Regions from separate parts of the Homo sapiens genome. Here region 2 is linked to region 1. A link is a loop called in an ENCODE intact Hi-C map of the cell type or tissue named here. Cell type or tissue: PC-9. All regions are shown on one strand. Links, peaks and the distances in the headings refer to the core of each region. The heading gives the core; the rest is flanking DNA. Region 1 overlaps CDKAL1 (CDKAL1 threonylcarbamoyladenosine tRNA methylthiotransferase). Region 2 has its middle 130 kb from the start of LINC00581.

Region 1 (10,591 bases), core at 867-8,866:
CCAAATCAAATGTTTTCACAGCCTGTTTCAGAAGAATTCCACAAAATGAGTAAAATTACAGAATATTTTGAATATATAAAGATATACAAAATATCTTACAGTGAACATACAGAACAGAAAAATACAACCAGACTCTACCAGGTTTGTATTATCTAATGTTAATATATTAGCAGCAACAATATTACATATATTTATTTAATTTTAACTTGCTTCTATGATCTCCACCTCAAATAAAGGAAAAAGAACTAATAACCACACTCCTTGCATGATAGTTAGAAACTGAAAACAATCCAAATGTTTAACAACGAGAAATGAGTAAGCAAAAAAAAGAATGTCAATAAAATGTTATGTAACCTCTAAAAAATGATAAATTATATGGACCAGACTGAATCATAGAAATGTTCATTCAAAACAATGATGGGAGAAATGGAATACAAATTAAGAGGTGTTCAGTTGTGAATTTAGAGAACAATTTAAGTAGTTAAAATTTAACATGCATTGTATTCTTTTTTTCCTATAAGGTTGTACCATGTCGATAATATAAACCAACAAGAAGCAAGCAGATGAATTAGCAAGCTGTCAGAGAAGTTTGGAATGAAGCTTTCTTTCTCTTGATAAACTTCTTTACAGCTAGAAATAGTAGCAGAGGTTTATAAAACCACCCTACTATTTATTTCAAAGAGAATAATTAGAGCACCTAAATACTCAAGTGCCCTAAGAACTTCAGTTTCCAGGGCCTGGAGAAAATAATAGTTAAAATTCTTTTTGTTCCCCTTCATTTCACTACTTATTACATTCCTACCCCCAAACAAACAACCCCAAATCTACATGCCTCCAAACAGAAAGAGAAGTCAGGTGGGACAGCCTGAAAGTTCTAAAAGAAGAAAAATAGGAATATTCATCCACTTTTGCATTTCTTTAAAATTTGATTAAGTATATAATACAAATAAACTAAACCAAACCAAACCAAAACAACAAAACTAGAGCAGACATGTCAGTGTTTAAGAAAAACTAACTGAAACATACAGCAAAGCATATAGAGAGGGGTATGTTTAATAAGAAAAACAGTGTGTTTGACTATGAATGACACTGATGAAAGATTATCTTAGCCCATTTTTATAGTCCAAAAAATAAAGAGAATTTTGGGGAGGAGAAAGGATGGAGAAGAGGTGACTGATTGTACAATCTGCACTTAACCAGAGCAAAATTTAAAATGATTTCTTTCACATCAACTTCGTAAGAAATAATTACAGTTATATCAGACAAGTGGATTTTTAAAGCCTGTGGATCTGTCCTTATTGGGCAACAAAATACATTTTTAGTCTAAGTACTGTTCAGATAATACAATATCAAGTTTTCTGCTACCCAATATTTTATCAAAAACATAGCCATGAGAAACAGCAGATAACTGGCTGAAAGATGTGGGGTCCATCAGTTAATTCCTCTAGCTGGTCTAAATTTGTTGTTGAATTAAGCCATGCTGGGAAAAGACTTTGTACTTGGACTTTTTTTGAACTGTGATCTGGCACTCTCACTTACAGTGAGGAAGAAAGGAAAGCAGTTCCCATGTGCCCAGAGATGAGGACATGAAGTATCACAAGACAGGCCACTGGCAGATTTTCCATTCCAGTCTCAAAGCAGGAACAGCTGTGTTCCCCGTCTCTGACACCTCTATCTTATAGACTGTGTAAAGCATGTTACTGATAATATTTTCTTTTTTGCATTGGCTTCTAAAAATCTGTGATGAAATATGAAGTCTAATAAGTGTATGAGGCTGGAGGACATGTATTTTTGATGGTAATCTTATCATTGTAATCATCTCATTTTTCCTACATTAATTGTGCCCTTTCTCTTGATTTCTTCAACCAATTTCTTTTTTTTTTAAGAGATGGGGTTTCACTACATTGCCCAGGCTGGTCTTGAGTTCCTGGGCTCAAGCAATCTGCTCGCCTCAGCCTCCCAAAGTGCTGGGATTACAGGTGTGAGCCACCATGCCTGGCCTCTTCAGCTGCATTTTTAAAAATCTTAACCTCTTACATGTCTGTCTGTGAAATGCTTCCATTCCTGTGCATGGGTATAAATAAATAAATTCTATTAATAGGTCAACATTGCACAGGCACATGTCACCTATAAAACCATTCTATACTTTGTCCTAGAAAATTGCTTCTAATATTTATACTATTGACTCATCTCTAAAGTGAACCCTCATCTCATAATAGTAAGTGTAACCTAACAGATGTTAATGTGAGATGCAAGAAAATAGGTATTTCTCATTATTTTCTTGGCTAAAATATAATTGCCAAAATCTTTCATTATTTTACTCTCTATCATATATTTATTTACAAATTAATAACAAAGGAAATGGTACACATTAAAATTCATGAAACTTTCTTCAGCCAAGGACAGTTTCCCCTCATTTGATGACATTATGTAAACCAAAGAAAAACAACTGTAATGTTCCTTTCCCAGGTCACACCATGTGAGTAACTAACGTACCCACTAAAGTGAATGGCACAATAGAAAATGATGAAAGGGCCATGAAAAAGCTAAATGGATATGATCTATAGTAAATAAAAATATATTGTGCCATTCTGTTTATTGTTTCTATTCTCAGTGAAAGTTTGCACACTGTTCTAAGATAAATGAAAACCACATTGGAAAGTAAAATAAAAATCAGGAAGAATTTTAGCAGACATTCTCTAGAAGACAAAATAGTCATTAGAAAATGGAACCATCCACAACTGAGAAGCATATCATTTAATGATTTGGAGACTTTCAAAATTATAAAAGGAAAGCGATAAGTGTACAATGTTTGACAGGGGTATGGAAAAAAAAAGCCGCTTGACTTATGTACTTAAAGGACTTGAGCTTTCTGGCTTTCCATACCAAAAACTAATTTACAGAAAGAACACAAAGGCAATTCATATCAAAACACTGCCCTCAAAGTCTCCTGAGACTCTGAGCCAGGTACTAACAGGAAGTGTAAGGTTATAGTCACCTTGGATCACCTTCTCAAGTTCAGACCTTCAGAGTACCTCATCACTAAATTAAGGTATCCTTAAATCTGACCTGCTGAAACAAGCATACCTATATGTGGACTTTAAATCACCTCGGAGTAAATAAATTTAAGCTAGTATCCAAGGGGTAACATGTTTCCATTTGCATGTGTGGACAAACTTTAAATAAAAATAAATTGTTACTACTAATGTTCAAAGGCTAATGGTAAAAAAAAAAAATTATCAATTGAGAAACATTTATCTTCAAACTTAAAAAAAAAACTTACATTAAGCAAACTGCTAATGTTTTTCCTACATTTATCCTCATGCCTTCAACTTTAGATCACTCTTCCAACCAGTATTTAACCTGAATGATCTCATCAAAAGGTAACAAGGATGATTAATGCTGATGCAATGTAATTCCTGCCCTGCCCTAGCCTAAAATATATTGGACAATATGAGTTCTCTGTGAACAGCATTAAGTGCTGTACAGATATGGATTACGGTACAGTGAATAGTAACGCACTTCCTGTTAAACATCACCAACAAAAGTTAGAAATGAATAGAAAGTACACAAAGCACATACTATATTGGCAGTTCCTCAGGCCTGTGGCTAGAAACCCACTGATGCGCATGACAGGGATGAAGAGACTGAAGTCTGAGCACAGTAAAAGTCACAAAGAGCCTCCCAGCCAGGCCGTGGAGTCTGCAGTGAGCTCAGGGAGGGAGACCGTGACCAGAAGGGCCATCCCCCTTCCCTCCTCACACACAAAAGGAGCAGAGTTTACTGGTAATGGTTTACAGCTAAGCCAGCTGACCCAAACTGTTGTCAAGTCTAAGCATGAGTCAAGCTCTCTTGACAACTTAAATCAACAGTTTGGGTGCAGTCAACCCGCCACTTAGCTGAGTTCCTGCCACAATCTATTGTTTAGAATTAACTGAAACTGATTACATCTCTCAGGACTCTGGGCAGCAGCCAATCCATGAGCGTTTTGAAGATAATTTACCCCCTGCACTGCAAATAATGCTCAAAGTTAACTCTATGGCTAGGCGTGAACCTGTAGAACAACTTGGGACAAATGTTATGTTTATTTATTTATAACCAAACAGTGGAATGAGTTAAGGTTTAACACTATCTGAAGATTAGAGAACTAATTCTGATTTTTAAATGTAACTTAATTTCATACCTCGGGACCTGCAAAGTAGGAGGCCATGCTGGGGGCCACTATCATTCCAAATCCTTGTAGCTTTGCTAAAATATGTTGGTGGGTCAGCCTTCTGCCCAGCTACCGTTGCTGAAATTCCTTCCAAAACAAGATCTCAAACATTGGCCCTTCAGAGTTCCTGACCTATTCTGTTGTTTCTTCTTTTGCTTTAAGACATTAAATACCCCAGCCAAAGGTAAATTATATTTAAGAAAGATAAGTTCCCACGCATTATCAACCAACAACACTTCAAAGACAATGACTTCATACAAAACTAACCACCAGCAACAAGGACCATAAGGTGTCCCAGGAAAGTAGACATTTATTAGAGAAGCAACTGAAATGTCCGGACGGATGGCACTATGGGGGTTGAATTAGTGTGTGGGGTGCTACCTTAGGTGAGGTAAATAAAGAAAGGTGTACAAATGGTGACGAAAACTCTGGTTTTGAAAAAATGTATCTTTAATTTCAACTTTGACAACCCCAAAGGATGGCATCGTTCTTAGAGACATTAGTTGATATCAATTAATATGTAACTATTACATATTTACCCTCTGCTTTCTCAATCTTTTGGGTGAGTTCTGCCCACTGAACTGTACGTTCAACTTAGGGGCATTTTATTAAAAAAGCTGTAGAAAGAAAATAAAATATTTTCAATGTTTTTTTTCCTTCATATTTTTGTGTGCATTTTAGATTAAATGGGCTGTCTTTCACTTAATCTGCAACAAATTCTTGTCTTTATTTTTTAGGTATCATTTATTGATTGTGTTCTGTATTGTGGTTGTTTTGTTATTAATATTGCTTTGAATACATAAAAAAGTAGCAGCAATCATTTAAGGAGTGCCTACCAGGGACTGTATTAAGCCCATCTTAACACATATTATCTCAATTCTCAAAAAAAACCTTAAAGAAAGGATGTAATTATCCTCATTTTTACAGAAAAGCAAATCAAGGTAAGAGAAGTTAAGTAATTTGGTCCACATACCACAAAGATAGGATTTAGTCTATCTATCTAATCTGTATATCAGTTTAACTGGCCCTATGCCTGTGCTCTCAATTACTGGACTACATTAAATTTTCTATCATCAGTATTGTGATTTTGATTACTCCCATACAGTTCTTGCTTGGAAGAAAATCCTGACAGTACCTCACTTCAGTATCTCTGTAACTAAGTGGCTGGGTTCATAAGATACTTGCTTTAGCATTCTTTCTCTGGCTCTTCATTCTTACTTACATAATAGTACCTGTGTCAGGTACCGTGGCACACACACACACATCTGTAATGCCAGCTACTTGGGAGGCTGAGACAAAAGGATCGCTTGAGCCCAGGAGTTCAAGATAAGCCTAGGAAACATAATGAGACCCTATCTCTTAAAAAAAAAAAAAAAAAAGGAAAAAAGGCCAGGCACGGTGGCTCACGCCTGTAATTCCAGCACTTTGGGAGGCCAAGGCAGGCAGATCACCTGAGGTAGGGAGTCTGAGACCAGCCTGACCAACATGGAGAAACCCCGTCTCTACTAAAAATACAAAATCAGCTGGGCGTGGTGGTGCATGCCCGTAATCCCAGCTACTCAGGAGGCTGAGGCAGGAGAATCGCTTGAACCTGGGAGGCAGAGGTTGTGGTGAGCCAAGATAGTGCCATTGCACTCCAGCCTGGACAATAAGAGTGAAACTCTATCTCAAAATAAATAAATAAATAAATAAAATAAAAAAGACAGAAGTACGTAATAGTACCTGTGAACCTGTGAACTCTAACAGAGTTCCTTTCTGTCAAAAACAGCTAAAAGTAGTTGAAGATATGGGACTATTTCTAATATAACCAACATATATTTCTGTCTAACATTGTGAGTGAACAAGCCTTTTATGGCAGCCAGGTGGTGCCACGGAAAACCAGACACTGCCCCCGCCATTAAATACATGTGAAAGGGAGAAAAAAATAACTTCTCCAAGCAAATGAAAATGAAGGAAGCCAGACTATGACTTCTAAGTTGCAGTCTAATTCCACATGCTCATAATCATGTTAATTAAATTGGCAAAAACTATCTTATCCCTTAATTTTTACTTTTTTTGGAGGAAAGAGTGAAAGAAAAAGGGGAGACAGAAAAATTTGTTTCTAATAGGGTTAGCACCACAGCTTCTAGGACTTTTAAACAGTATCATTTAGAACACTGGTGTTAGAAAAGCATTTTTACTTTGGACATAAAATACTTATTGGATAACAAAGACACAAAAGAGACAGTGGCCACTGTATAAAAAAAAAAGGTAAAAATTAAGCTGGAAGCAACTTCTAGGGTTCTTTCCTCAATGCTAGTTGAAAAAAGTAAACTAAATAGCCATAGTGTTATTTAGCATCTCCTAGTGGCTTGTGAGCATATGAAACATTTTGAAGCATGAATTTCAATGGTTCTATTTTGTCTATTGCTGTATGATGATTCCTATATATATATCCAATTAATTAAGAAAAAAATTTCGGAAATCACGGTGATGCACACCATACAAGACAGTCATCATTCACAACAGCAGAACCACAGGCTGCTGCTACAAGTGCATGAACCCCTCAGGCTTCTGACAAAGGTATTATGTAAATTTCATATATCTAATCACAGACGACACCACTAATATTTGTGTTATATAGCCTCAAGTCTATTTTTTAATGCAAGACAAAATTCCTCTAGGAAGTCTAATTCTATACACAGCACCTGACACAGCAGTAGAAAGAATGCCATACAGGATCTTAATTAGAAAAAAAAGTGATACATTTGCAGTGTCGTAACAAATGGGCAACTGTAGAAATGATTTCTCTTAAAAAATAAGACAGCAAGAAAGACAGAAAAGGAGTAACTCAAGGTGAGGACAGACTAAATCAGCTAGCTTAAAAAACAAAAAAACCAGCACCACCTAACAGCAAATGAGGAGGTGCCAGCCCTGGTGGCTCACGCCTATAATCCCAGCACTTTGGGAGGCCAAGGTGGGCAGATTACTTGAGGTCAGGAGTTTGAAACCAGCCTGGCCAATGTGGTGAAACCTCATCTCTACTAAAAATATAAAAATTAGCCAGGCATGGTGGCGGGTGCCTATAATCCCAGATATTTGGGAGGCTGGGGCAGGAGAATTGCTTGAACGTGGCAGGTGGAGGTTGCAGGGAGACGTATCTCACCATGACATTCCAGCCTGGGTGACAGAGCGAGACTCTGTCTCTAAATAATTAAATAAATAACAAATGAGAAGTATGACAGACGACAAAGCAAAGGAGGTAAAACAAGGTGGGCCATGTATATCTTCCCTTTTACCACGAGAAAAAAACTCCTACTTTATAGGATACAACTTCATTTAAATAGCCTGTGAGGAAGTGGAGAACAAAAAGAGTCACAAGCTACCTTCACACAGAAAAACACTACAACAAAAAAATCATAAACGTAATAACAGAAAACAAATAATAACATAAAAACTTGTGTTATTCAATTTTAGGCCAATAAAGGTTTATTCTGATCTAAAATAGTTAATTTTATCAACAGTACCCAATGTCATAATATTTGCAACAGGGTAGGCAATGCTTCAATTTTATATCTCATTATAATTTCCATTACTCAGGCAGAAGCTTATTCCAAACTTAAAGGAATTTCATTTTAATAAGAATACTTTCCAATAAGGTGACATGAAATAAATAGACATCAGTGAAAATAGCAACATATCCACATTTGTACTTTAAAAATCAACTTCGGTATTAGCACTCCGTTTTAGGTAAATTAGCACCTAATTAGTTCATTTTCACAGGAGCTCCTGCACAAAAACCAGAAATAAGACCCTCTCTATAAGTATACCAGAGTGGACCAAACAAAGCCTGACTGCATACATTTGACAAAATTATTACATTTATTTTCCGTGGCTTGATATTATTTCTGGAAAAATAACCTTGGACCCTATTGTTAGGCATTAAATAAGAAGTGCTATGAGTCCACACCTCTGGTAAGAGGTGAATATTTCAGCAATTTGTTTTGAGGAAGGTGTAAATTCACACTGCCCTTTCTGCTGGTACACCAAATACTGCAATGGTTTACCCCAGGGAGACTGTACAGAGAATGCAGAGCCTCCTGATTGACCCCTGCTGGCAATCAATTTATGGCCTCAAGCATAGAGGTTGATAGCCCTTGCAATTCTATATTAGTTTTTGTAACACAATATTATTTTTATTCATATAAATGTCAAATTCCTATTGGTAACATGACCTAAAAGTGTTGGTAACCTCAGCTAACACCCTTTAAAACATCTCAGAAATGGAGGAATTAAATTAAATTTTATATATTTTAATGTATAAGAAATTAAATTAAACCCAAGAAAGAAAATTAAGAACAATTTTTATTGCTAAACATGGGATACCAAGGCTGTGTAAAGGTTAATCATTTAAGAAATATATAATAGCTTGGAAGAACAAGCCATTTTATAATAATAATAACAATGAAATCACTGCCATTTAGTGTACGGAGTCAGCCGTAAAGAATTAGACAATCCAGAGCTAGGAAGGCAATACGTATTTTGAGTCTATTTACTACAGAATACGGTTATTTTGCCTTAAACTATATGGTGCACATAGGTGTGAAACTTCCAGTAGCAGGCTGTATGTACTGAACCAAACCCTAGAGATAGTCATCTTCTTCACCCATTCCCCAAATACTGCTACAATTAGGTGATGATGTGGTTGTAAAGACTTAGAAGAGGCGGCTGTTCTGGGTAACAGGATGTTTGCTTCCCTTGACCCAGAACTAGTATTCTGCCCAAGCCAGCACAGCCTTTGCTGTACCTTCCTGAGGGGTTCTATTTGCTTCTACTACAAGATTCTGAAGTCTCCACATCATACAAACATAAATTAGTTGCTTATAACACCAACAAAAGAAACCCTTCATTCAACAAAGATTTAATGGGTTTGTTCCAGGCACTGAAAACATACACACAAAAATACTCCTTATGTTATATGGGGGAGTCTGTAGGAGAGGACATATGCATGCAATCAAATAGAGCAATGTGGTATGTGCCATAATGGAGAGATAATCTATAAGGAGATTGTCTATGTAAAATACTTTGCATAATTCCTGGCATGTAGAAGAAATCAGTGAGTGGTAATGGTATAACTGTTGTTGTTACTGTTCCTTATACTGTAGGCAATGGGGAGCTAAGAAACAATTTTGATCAAAGAAATACAACGTTTTTATTTTAGAAAGAAAATTTCTGGCAATAAAGTGAAGGGTGGATTGGAAGGAGTGAGGCTAGAGTTATGAAAGAGATTTGGGAGACAACACAATTCAAGAGAATGTCCCACCTATACTTACTTAAAGAGGCAGTGATGGTGGGCATGAAGAAGTTAGACATGAGTCATTTAGAAGACACACTGAGGGGACCTGGTGCCAGAGTAGATTGGGTGGGAGAAGGTAAGGAGGAAGTCCAAAAAAAGTTTCTGATGTGGTTGTTTGGATGTGTGCCTGAGGAACACTGAAGTAAGATGGATGGATGGATGGATGGATGGATGGATGGATGGATGGATGGATGGATGGATGGATGAATGGAAGGCGTGGGGACAGAATTGATTGACTGAAATGAATTGATTTAAGGAGGAGGGGGTGGCCAACATAAGAAAGTGAAAAAATATGGATGAAAGACTGCCTGCCAGAGTCCACAATTAGAAATTTAACAAGAGCAGATACAATAAAACAGAGTAAGCAGAAACCAGATTACAGAGGATCAAGGAGTTGATGAAAGGTAGGGAAGGTGGAGACAGCAAGTGGTGTGGGGAGGTAGGTCACTCTTCAGAGGGGTGGGCAGTGAGGAAGAGTGAAGTACAGTAGGTAAAAAGCACCAGCTCTGGAACTAGGAAACCTGGGTTCCAATTCTTCTACCTAACTTCAAGCTCTCTGTGCTTCACTTTCCTCACGTATAAAAGGTAGACATCAAGGGGGTTCATTAGGATTCTGTTTCACAGAATTGTTGTAATAATTAAATGAGGTCTATATATATATATATACACATATATATACACATATATATGACTCATACATTCTAAGTGTTCAATAAATATTAGTAATTATAGAATTATTTGAAGGCAGTGAACATATTAATGTGGGGGATTACACCATAAAAGTTAAGATGGAACCTGATTATTTCATAAGTAGAAAAACACTCTCCAAAAACTGAATTGTATCATGATTCTTTCTTTTTTTTTTTTTTTTGAGTCAGAGTCTCGCTCTGTCACCCAGGCTGAAGTTCAGTGGCACAATCTCAGCTCACTGCAGCCTCCAGCTCCTGGGTCCAAGTGATTCTCATGCCTCAGCCTCCTGAGTAGCTGGGATTATAGGCGCGCGCCATGGGATTACAGGTGCGCACCATCACGCCTGGCTAATT
Region 2 (10,591 bases), core at 1,795-9,794, 360 kb before region 1:
GAACTTCCAAAATGAAATTAAAGGAAAATTAACCAGGAAAAAATGAGAGAAAAGAATTTAAATGGAATAATTCATGATCTCCCTCCTTTTGGCTCTTCTGCTGAACTAATTCATGATTGGCCTTGATCTTGGTAAAGAATTCAAGATTGACACTAACAGCCTACAGCCCAGTTCAGGCCGCTTCTAGGGTGTCACCATGGCCCACCCCTCTGAGGCCAAACAGCTCAGGGTATGGCCAGGCTGATTCCAAGAAGCATCAGTGACCTACACCCTAGATCCTTTCACCTGCAGCCTCAACAGTGCTGCAGGTTGTTAGCATCTTTCTTATCCTCTTGGAAAAGGTCATTGGGTGTACTTTTTTACAGTAAGCATCTGTGAAGTTCAGTTTGCATGGCAAAAAAAAGGCATTGGAGATTTTTAGCAACTAGTACAACAAAGAAGTTGTTGATCCCGGGAAAATTACAAAATAAATTGGGTTCATCATTACTGCCATTGCATTCTGCTCTCTTTACCTGCTCCTACATCCACCTTGGGCCCACCAATGGCTTGGCTATTTTCTGTCTACACAACAATCTGCACTTGAAACTCTTCGTAAACCTTTTTTCAAGTACACCATAAATCAAAAGTCTCCTTCCCATTGCTCACATCATTGGGTCTGTCTTCATCCTGTATAAATTCCTTTCTTTCGTTTTTTTTTTTTTTTTTTTTGGAGATGGAGTGTCACTCTGTCGCCCAGGCTGGAGTGCAGTGGCACGATCTCAGCTCACTGCAACCTCCGCCTCCCGGGTTGAAGCGTTTCTCCTGCCTCAGCCTCCCGAGTAGCTGGGACTACAGGCGCACGGCACCACGCCCGGCTAATTTTTTGTATTTTTAGCAGAGACGGGGTTTCACCCTGTTAGCCAGGATGGTCTCAACCTCCTGATTTCATGATCCATCCGCCTTGGCCTCCCAAAGTGCTGGGATTATGGGCGTAAGCCACCAATTGCTGGGATTATGGGCGTGAGCCACCGGGCCCGGCCATAAATTCCTTTCTTATAACATTGATGGTCTCAGGTAAAAAGCAATCTGGTGAGTTGTTGACACAAATATGTGAATAAGGACAACAGTAGCAGCAGACATAGCTGCTAGCTCTCCTTCCTTGTAGGTATAATCCCAGTTGATTGACTTGTTTTCCTAGCCTCCTTTTTAGCCTTGGGTGGCCATGAGTCATAGTTCTGGCCAATAAGACCTAAGCACAAGTATGCTAGGGGTGTCACTGATAGTGTTTGCCTGATAGAAGGGGACAGACATAGCTGGCATCTTTCTTTATCTTTCATGCTGTCAGCGGGAGGCAACCAGCAAGAGGGAGAGGCTGAGAGTCACAAGAAGACAAGTTACTTCATTACTGCCCTTGTTTTCTCCCTGCGTGGAACCCTAGATCCCTCTGGCTACTTTCTCTCTCCAATCCCCTCCATGCCCTGTGTCCTTCTCTGACACTCTGCCCACTAATCTCTCACTCCGGCTCTAACTAATCATTGGCTTTCTCCACCACTGCCTGCCTCCTAAACCCCATCTCATTGCTGGGGAATATTCATGCACATTTGAGGGTTTGTTTTGTGTTATTATTTTATTGTGGTAAGAATACTTAAGATGAGATCTACTCTCTTAAAAGATTTTCAAGTGTACGATACAGGATTGTTAACTATAGGTGCTATGTTGTACTGTAGACCTCCAGAACTTACTAATTTTGCGTAACTGAAACTTTATACCCATTGGTTCACAACTCCCTATCTCAATCTTCCTCCCAGGCTCTGGCAACCCCCATTCTACTCTCTGCTTCTGTGAGTGTGGCTATTTTAGGTACCTCCTAGAGGTGGAATATGCAGTGTTTATCTTCCTTTTTTCTTTTCTTTTCTTTCTTTTTTTTTTAAGACAGAGTCTCACTCTGTTGCCCAGGCTGGAGTGCAGTGGTGTGATCTTGGCTCACTGCAACCTCCGCCTCCCGGGTTCAAGCAATTCTCCTGCCTCAGCCTCCTGAGTAACTGGGATTACAGGCACACACCACCACACCCAGCTAATTTTTGTATTTTTATTAGAGATGGGGCTTCACCATGTTGGTCAGGCTGGCCTTGAACTCCTGACCTTGGGATCCACTCGCCTTGGCCTCCCAAAGTGCTGGGATTACAGGCATGAGCCAACGCACCTGGCCATAGTGTTTATCTTTCTGTAACTGGCTTATTTCACTGAGCATAATACCCTCCAGATTCACTCATTATTACATATGGCACGATCTTCTTTTTGAAGGCTGAATAATATTCCATTGCACGGATACATTTGAGGTTTTCACCTTTTCCCAGGCCTCGTCTGTAGCCATGTCTAAATTCACCCTGACCCATGGCTAAAGGAGAATGAGAAACACTGGAACATAATGACTTTCCCTGACACGTCCACATTCTGAATCTTAAATAACTCTGTTTCAAGTGCACTAAGTGATCTCTGCCTCCCTGTTCTCTTGGTTCTCTTCCCATCATTACTAGCTATAGGGTGATGATGAATGTTTGGGTCAAAAAGACCTGGGTTCTCTTTCCAACTCTAACAAGGTTGCCAACGAAATTAATTCCGTTTTACCCTCCAGTTCCTCTCTTGTAAAATAAAACCATTTTGGCCGGGCGAGGTGGCTCAAGCCTGTAATCCCAGCACTTTGGGAGGCCGAGGCGGGCGGATCACGAAGTCAGGAGATCGAGAGCATCCTGGCTAACACGGTGAAACCCCGTCTCTACTAGAAATACAAAGAAATTAACCAGGCGTGGTGGCGGGCGCCTGTAGTCCCAGCTACTCGGGAGGCTGAGGCAGGAGAATGGCTTGAACCCTGGAGGCGGAGCTTGCAGTGAGCCGAGGTCGCGCCACTGCACTCCAGCCTGGGCGACAGGGCGAGACTCCGTCTCAAAAAAAGAAAAGGAAAAAAATAAATAAATAAAATAAAACCATTTTACATTTCAGGGCTGTTATAAAATAGAAACAAGCTAACATATAAGCCAGGTAATAGATGTTGAGTATATATTAGCTATTATTCTTAACATGGCCGATATCAGTAGGCAGAGTCAGCTCTGCCACCCTGGCCCCACCTGACCTGACCCCATCAGTAAGCAATTCGTTCACTGGGTTAAGCATTGCCTTATCTCCAAAGCTCCCTTTTATTCTCGAGAGGGGGAGGTTCATTGCTACAAAGACATTCACTTAATTTTCTCTTTAAAAAGTTCATTATTTCAGTAGAAGAAGATGGGATAGAATTAGAACACTAGAGCTACACCAAGGGAGACAAGATAGAAGATGCTGAGTGCTGTGGAATGGGGAGGAAGAAAAACAGTGGGAAAAGTAAAAAAAGAACTAGGGCAAATGCACCTTGGCCCCAGAGACGGTCCTAATTAATTTCCTTTCTTCTCTGTTGCTATTTTGGCTTCCTTTGGTTTAAAAATAAAAAGTCCTGTTTTTGCTCTGATTATGTCTTTTATTTTCATATTTATGAGATTAAAATGGCATAACCTGCCTAGGATGCACCGTGATCTAAGGCACTTGATGTATGTTCGAGAAGAAAGGGGGGAAAAGGCCTCAAGTCTGACCCGAGGAGGCAAAATGCTTATGTAGCATGAGAACTTTATTGACTTAAGTTTCAGGATTGTTCTCTCAGGGAAGGAAAACCATCTTAAAAAACAAACAAACTTGTATTCTGGGGTATTTCCCAGAAAAGACGCAGGTATGGTTAGTAAGATGGGATTTGGTTTTGTTTTTCGAGCTTCAGCCGGGTGGTAAAAGGTCAGTCCTGTGTTGTAATCCACTCTGGTGCCTCTCTCCCGTAAATCTAACCACAGCCCTAGAAAAGCTATGCAGTGTGGCAGTTAGTAAAATGAAATTTCTTTTTAAAACGTCTTCCCCCTTAAAAAGTTACTGCTGAGTCTTAGAATGTTCTGGAAAAACGCTGTTGCTCGAAATTTCAGAATAATTTCCCTAGGAGAAAGCTGTTAAAATGATTTATCTTAAAATAAGTTACTGAGATGGGAAGATGGAGAAAAGTAGACATGTCTCACATGGGTGAGGTCTTGAGAATGGGTGAGAAGAAAAAATGGTGTGGGGATGTGTGGGGTGAGTTTCTATAAGAGCCGCATCACCTTCTGACCCGTGAGTAAAAATGTTGGTTAATAGGAAGCCAGTCAGCTCTGTCCCCATGTGCTCAACGCGCCACAATCTATAGCAAGCACAGACACAGACAGTACGTCAGCACTGTCCTGGGCCCTGCGCCTCCGGGTAGGGATGCCCCAGCTTTGCCCCATGGAGTCGGGGGTCCCCTGAGGTCTCCTTCTTCACACCCTTACAGCCTAAAGCAATACCAGCCGTGGCCGCACACTGGATGAAGCTGTCAAATGATTGAATCGCACAGCAGTGAGCATCGCTGGGATATATTGTATATTGTGGGTCCCCATTTTAAATTGGATTACAATCCTGACTTCATCACTGTCATTTGTAATTAGGTCTGGCATTCTAGACTTAATGCAGCCACCACTGTGTATCTACGACTGTGACAAGAGGCCATCTGCACACACCACGAACTAAAAGCCGCATTTTGACCCCCGGCCTGATACCAAAGCTCAGTGCAACAGTGTGAGAGACCACGGCTTCAACTTCATCTTTCCCCTTTTCTTTATCTAACTTTTCTTACACAAAACTAGGCAGCAAAAAAAAAAAAAAAAAAAAAAAAAAAAAAAAAAAGGGCAAAGGAGAAATCAAGAGCCTATACAATCTATAAACTAGCTCATCAGCTCCTAAATCAAGAGGCCAACTCTTTTGTTATGGTTTGAATTGTGTCTCCCACCCTAATTGTGACTGTATTTAGAGACAGAGTTGGTGTGGAGGTAATCAAGTTAGAATGAGGTCATTAGGGAGGGCACTACTACAATCTGACTGCTGTCCTTATACAAAGGGGAAATTTGAATACGGTCTCAGGCACACAGGGAGATCATTTTGTGAGGATGAAGGCAGGGATCCGGGTGATGCCTCTACCAGCCAAGGAACAACAACGATGGGCAGCAAACCACCGGAAGCCAGGGGAGAAGCCTGGAACGCATTCGCCCTCACCGGCCCCGAAAGGAACAGATCCCATAACGCTTTGATCTCAGACTTCCAGCCTCCAGAACTGTGAGACAATACATTTCTGTTGTTGAAGCCACACAGTTTGTGGTATTTTATGACAGCAGCCTTAGCAAACTAATACATCTTTGTATTTTAAAATCACGGATAGAAGAGTGTGGGTATCCACTGAAACCACAAGCGGCTTCCCACAGGTTGTTTACGGTCAGCTTTATGCTTAGAGGGAGGTGTGAGAGTCTCATAGTAACACACAGAAATCTGCATTATTTATGACTAAAAGCAAAAGCAAAATGTCTTGTTTGTCAGTCACTCCCCTCTAGGTAAGTCTTGTCCAAATTCTTGAGTTATTAATAGCTTAATTTCTTTCCCACACAGCTATGATCTGATTAAGACGAGAGGGATCCATTTAAACCAATCTACTGTATTCTTTTCTATTCGTGCAGTGGCACAATCTCAGCTCATTGTAGCCTCCGCCTTGTGGGCTCGAGTGATACTCCCACCTCAGCCTCCTGAGTAACTGGGACAACAGGCATGCACCACCACACCCAGCTTTTTTTTTTTTTTTTTTTTTTTTCCATAGAGACTGGGTTTCGCCATGTTGCCCAGGCTGTTCTTGAACTCGTGAGCTCAGGCAATCCACCTGCCCCAGCCTCCCCAAGTGTTGGGATTACAGTTATGAGCCACCGTGCCTGGCCTTGTATTCTTGACATTAATCTATTGAATGTATGTTGCTGCCACTTCAAGAGCAGTACAGATGTAAATGAAAATAAGAAAAAATAAATCAGGGAGCCATAACATGAACACTCCTTCTGCCATGCAACAGCAATTCTCCATTCAACTCTTAAGCATATTAATATCTTTATTGCTTATACGACCATTTACTAACCGGTTCAGCAAGAGTTGGGAAAGGGGGCAGAAATCTCTCGAAGTTCCAGTTGATTTCTTTTGGGGCCATGATTATTATCGGGAGGATTCAAAACTAGTCTAGCAGATCCCAAATGGAAGTGTCTCTGCCTTGTACAAAGGAGACTGATTTTGAAGCCTTCCTGCCTAGGACTGCACCCTGTGTGTGTCTTATGAGCACTTGCCTGTGCTGGAAAATATTGACATCAACAGGAAAGCAAAGCAGATTGAATGAATATTATCAAAATAGATTTTCTGAACTCACTTTTGCAAAAATAATCCATTCCATTGACTATGTACATGTGAGCCAGTGGTGAAAATACACTTCTATTTGGAAATCTGCTGTCAGATGGAATGGCATTTCATCATCCTCTCCAAGCCACTTCCCCCAGGGTCACCACCACCACCAACCCTCATATTTACATTTCCTCACATTACTTCACTTTGATCTGCCTTTTTCCTTCTAAGCTACCAAGCAGGAATTTCAACAAAACCCCACCCAAAGTCTGCTCCCTATACTACAGGTCCTGATAATTTTTTTTTTTTTTTTTTTTTTTACAAACAGAAAACTAAAATTGGGTATAGCATTAAGTGGAGCAGAAAATTGTCACTCTCGTTTTATGGCCCCGAAGGCAACACCTTATGTCCAATCTGCAGAATGCCAAAGATACCATTTGGTGCTCAAAAAAGGGAGAAAAAATGGCTGTAAATGGGGCTCCGTGTGTGGCACTTTCATGCAGGTTTTCCAGTCAAGTAATCAAGGAATTTCTCTAAGATCCTTTTCAAGGCAAGATATTTTTAAAGACTCCTTAGCAAAAAAAAACATTTTAGGCCCAAATTCAAGTAATTTGGTAATAAACGTTGCGTGCTGGGTGAACTATTTGTCTCATATGAGCACATAGAAGATATGTGTTCTGTAAACCTTGTAAGAGTTTACCTTCAATTTCAATCCCCTCTGCAAATGCATTAGGATTGTAATCTCCTTAATAGCAGCGACTATGAATGTGAAGGCTCATATGCTTGGTAACAATCTGGCTGAATGGGAAAAGTCCAGTAACTGCAGGCAGAGAGGCCTGGGTTTAATGGGGGCTCCACCACTTTGCTGGCTTTCTGATCTTCAGAAAATTACTTACCCTAGAGGGCTATTGTGAGGATTAAATGAGCTAATGTGTGAAGTGCAAGCACTGATTCAGAGCAAGTGCTCAATAGTTGCCTTTACTACTGTTTATGTTCCAGGCCATATTGGGCCCAGAGTAAATTGGAGCAGGAGTCTAATGGGCTCCTTGGCCTGACAACCCTCAATTTGCTATGAAGAGCATAAATATGAAATAAACATGCATATTTGCATCTCTTGATTGGGTACTTTCGTCTCAGTCAGTCTATTCAAGGTCCTAGTGGGTTCATAAATCCATTTCATTTGAATCCAGAGTTCCCCCCACAACTTCTCATACACATTCTCACATACTGAACACTTCATTACAAACCTGGGCATGACGAATGTCTATTCCTTCACTTGTTGAGACGACCTCTCTCATCCAGCCCATCTACCTCTTCCTGGCTGCAATTACTGCCCTTTCCAACCTGGGCTTCAGAATGGATCATTCATCAGCAGGGTTCTTCCTCACAGCGGTAATTCCTTACCCTCCCCACTCTCAGTCCTGGTCCGGTGTTATCACCACCGTCTGCTTTCTTTTCTCTTATGCCTGGGCTGCTGGACATTGTTGTGAAAAGTCAAGATGATTGGTCCATTCATTCATTCATTCATTTAACCAATATTTACCAAGTTTCCTAAAGCTTTATTGGGCACTGGAGATATAGAGTCAGGACAGACCCAGAGGTCCCTACATCCGTCACATTTACAGACTAGTAGAGGGACAGCCACAGACGACACACAGATACCATTGCACAATGTGACCAGGGCTATGAAGGACGTGCTGGGATGAAGGAAGATGGGAAGAGGGAGGCCATTCCAACAGCAGTGGCCTGAGGAGGCGCTGCTCAGGAGAGGCGTTCACGCTGAAGCCTGAAGGATGAGAGGGAGCAGCATCTGCAAAAGCCCTGGGGAGGGAATGCACCTGACACATTTGAAGGCCCACAAAGGCCCATGTGGCTGAAGCAAGGACTTTTGGGGAACTGTGGTGTGGGACAGGGTGGGAGGGCAGAGCAGGGCTCTGCTTATGCCTGGCCTGAGAGGTATTGGTGAGAAGCTAGAATTTTATCCTCAGAAAAATGAGAAGCCATTGATGAGATTTAAGCAAAGAAGGGTCATGATAGGATTAGGATTTACCAAGAAAGGAGGCTCACTTATCTCCACCCCTCGACTGGCCCATTCTGGCCCCCAGTTCTCCTGGGCTTGCTATGGATTCCCTGATACGGGTGCTCAAAAGCTCTTCTTGCTGAATCTTCATGCACAAAGGGCCCACCTCTCAGCCCTCACCCTCACCCTCTACTTGACTGAAAAATTAAGGTCATCCTCTCTCTCTCTTCTCATGTTAAAATATGCATATCATAACATTTGCCATTTGCCATTTGAACCACTTTAAGTGTACATTTCAGTGTTCTTGAGGACATTTACATTGTGCATAACCACTACCACTGTCCATTTCCAGAACTTTTCGTCTTCTTTTTTTTTTTTGAGACAGAGTTTCACTCTAGTCACCCAGGCTGCAGTGCAATGGCCCGATCTCAGCTTACTGCAACCTCCACCTCCTGGGTTCAAGCAATTCTCCTGCCTCAGCCTCCCGAGTAGCTGGGACTACAGGCGCCCGCCACCACACTTGGCTAATTTTTGTATTTTTAGTAGAGATGAGGTTTCACCACGCTAGCCAGGCCGGTCTCGAACTCCTGACCTCAGGTGACCCACCCGCCTCGGCTTCCCAAAGTGCTGGGATTACAGGCATGAGTCACTGTGCCCGGCCACTTTTTCATCATTTCAAACTGAAATTCTGCACCCACGAAACAACATCCTTTTTCTTTTTTATTTTTATTGAGACAGGGTCTCGCTCTGTCACCCAGGCTTGAGTGCAGTGGCACAATCTTGGCTCACTGCAGCCTCTGCCTCCAGACTCACCCTCAATCTCCCCAGTAGCTGGGACTCACAGACGCACACCACAGCGCCTGGCTAATTTTTGTATAACTGGGTTTTGCCATGTCACCCAGGCTGGTCTCGAACTCCTGGACTCAGGTGATCTGCGCACCTCGGCCTCCCAGAGTGCTGGGATTACAGGCTGGGATTACCGCACCTGGCCAACAACATCTTTTTTCTTCTAACTTCCTCTGTAGCTTTACCAGCAGCTTCCATCTTGTCTCTGAAGGAAAAGTGGGCCTCTCCTGAGCCAAGGCTTTTTGTTCATTCCACCTTCTCCAACCGTCCTTGAACCATTTCCACGGACCCAGCCGGCTCACATCTTCAGTCTCTGCACTCTCTCCTTATCCCTCACTGACAGACAGGCCTATGTCTTTCCATCGCTAATGTCTATGAATAAATGAATGAACGTATTTTTAAAGGGCCAGGTGTGGTGGCTCACGCCTGTAATCCCAGCACTTTGAGAGGCCGAGGCAGGTGGATCGCTTGAGGCCAGGAGTTCAAGACCAGCCTGGCTAACATGGTGAAACCCCATCTCTACAAAAAATACAAAAAACCAAAGTGGGCATGATGGTGCATGCCTGTAATCTCAGCCACTCGGGAGGCTGAGGCAGGAAAATTGCTTGAGCCTGGGAGGTAGATGTTCCAGTGGGCCAAGATTGCACCACTGCACTCCAGCCTGGGTGACAGAGCTAGTTTCCATATAAAAAAAAAGAAAAAGAAAAAATATATATATATGTGTGTGTGTGTGTGTGTGTATACATATACATATACATATATATATATATATATTCAAAATCCTTCCCTCAGCTATACTACTCCCTTGGCCTAAGCTTAAATTTCTCCTTTGCTTCAATGCCTAGGTTCTGAGTTGTTCTGCACACGCTGCCTGTATGGCTGACACCAGCGATGTCCCCAGCCCCAGGGATCATGAGCCCTGGCCTTGCTGCAGCAGGTGACACTGCTACTGCTCCTCCTCCTCCTTGAAATTCTTTGATTCCTTGGCTTCTGTGATGCTGTATTTCAGTGGTCCCTCACACATGGGATGCGTCCTTTTCTGTCTCCTTCCCTCATCCCTCTCCTTCCCCTGGCCTTAAACACAGGAGCTCCTTAGGATCTGTTCTCGAATCCACTGCTCCTACCATCCGGCTCATTTTCTCTGCTGCCAGCTGGACATTCCCATGGGGACGGCCCGTCAGCATCTCAAATGCACTAGTTTCAAAACCAAACTCATCCTGTCCCCTGACCAGACCCAGCTTCACTTCCAGCTTGTGTATCCCAAAGGTCATAATTGCCACTGCCCCAGTTCACATCCTCATTAACACTTCCCTTTACTACGGCAAGAATCAAACTCCATTCTTACCCTGCGTGTATCCATCCTATCTGTTGCTTCTAGATGAATCCTCCTAAAACATGGGCTTGATCATAGCACTCACCCGTCCAATCACATCAGTGACACACTGTGACACACCTTGAGCCTGA

The links. Peaks named below come from ENCODE experiments on the same cell type or tissue, not always from the same donor. Only the 100,000 strongest peaks of a DNase experiment are listed, where the experiment ranks them.
Region 2: it touches region 1 in a loop (16-fold over the local background); 2 of 110 quality-filtered maps call a loop at or near these places.

The regions. Positions count from the first base shown.
Region 1 is chr6:21,015,776-21,026,366 of GRCh38, reverse strand. The region is part of intron 11 of CDKAL1 (CDKAL1 threonylcarbamoyladenosine tRNA methylthiotransferase); the gene reads right to left. Among named protein-coding and RNA genes, the nearest start is that of CDKAL1, 490 kb to the right of the region's middle. In PC-9, for the core only: no CTCF peak of the experiment used is centred there; DNase peaks (open chromatin) are centred at 3,416 and 3,966; H3K27ac peaks cover 2,356 bases.
Region 2 is chr6:21,377,589-21,388,179 of GRCh38, reverse strand. No RefSeq gene overlaps it. Among named protein-coding and RNA genes, the nearest start is that of LINC00581, 130 kb to the left of the region's middle. In PC-9, for the core only: no CTCF peak of the experiment used is centred there; DNase peaks (open chromatin) are centred at 3,729 and 6,439; H3K27ac peaks cover 2,699 bases.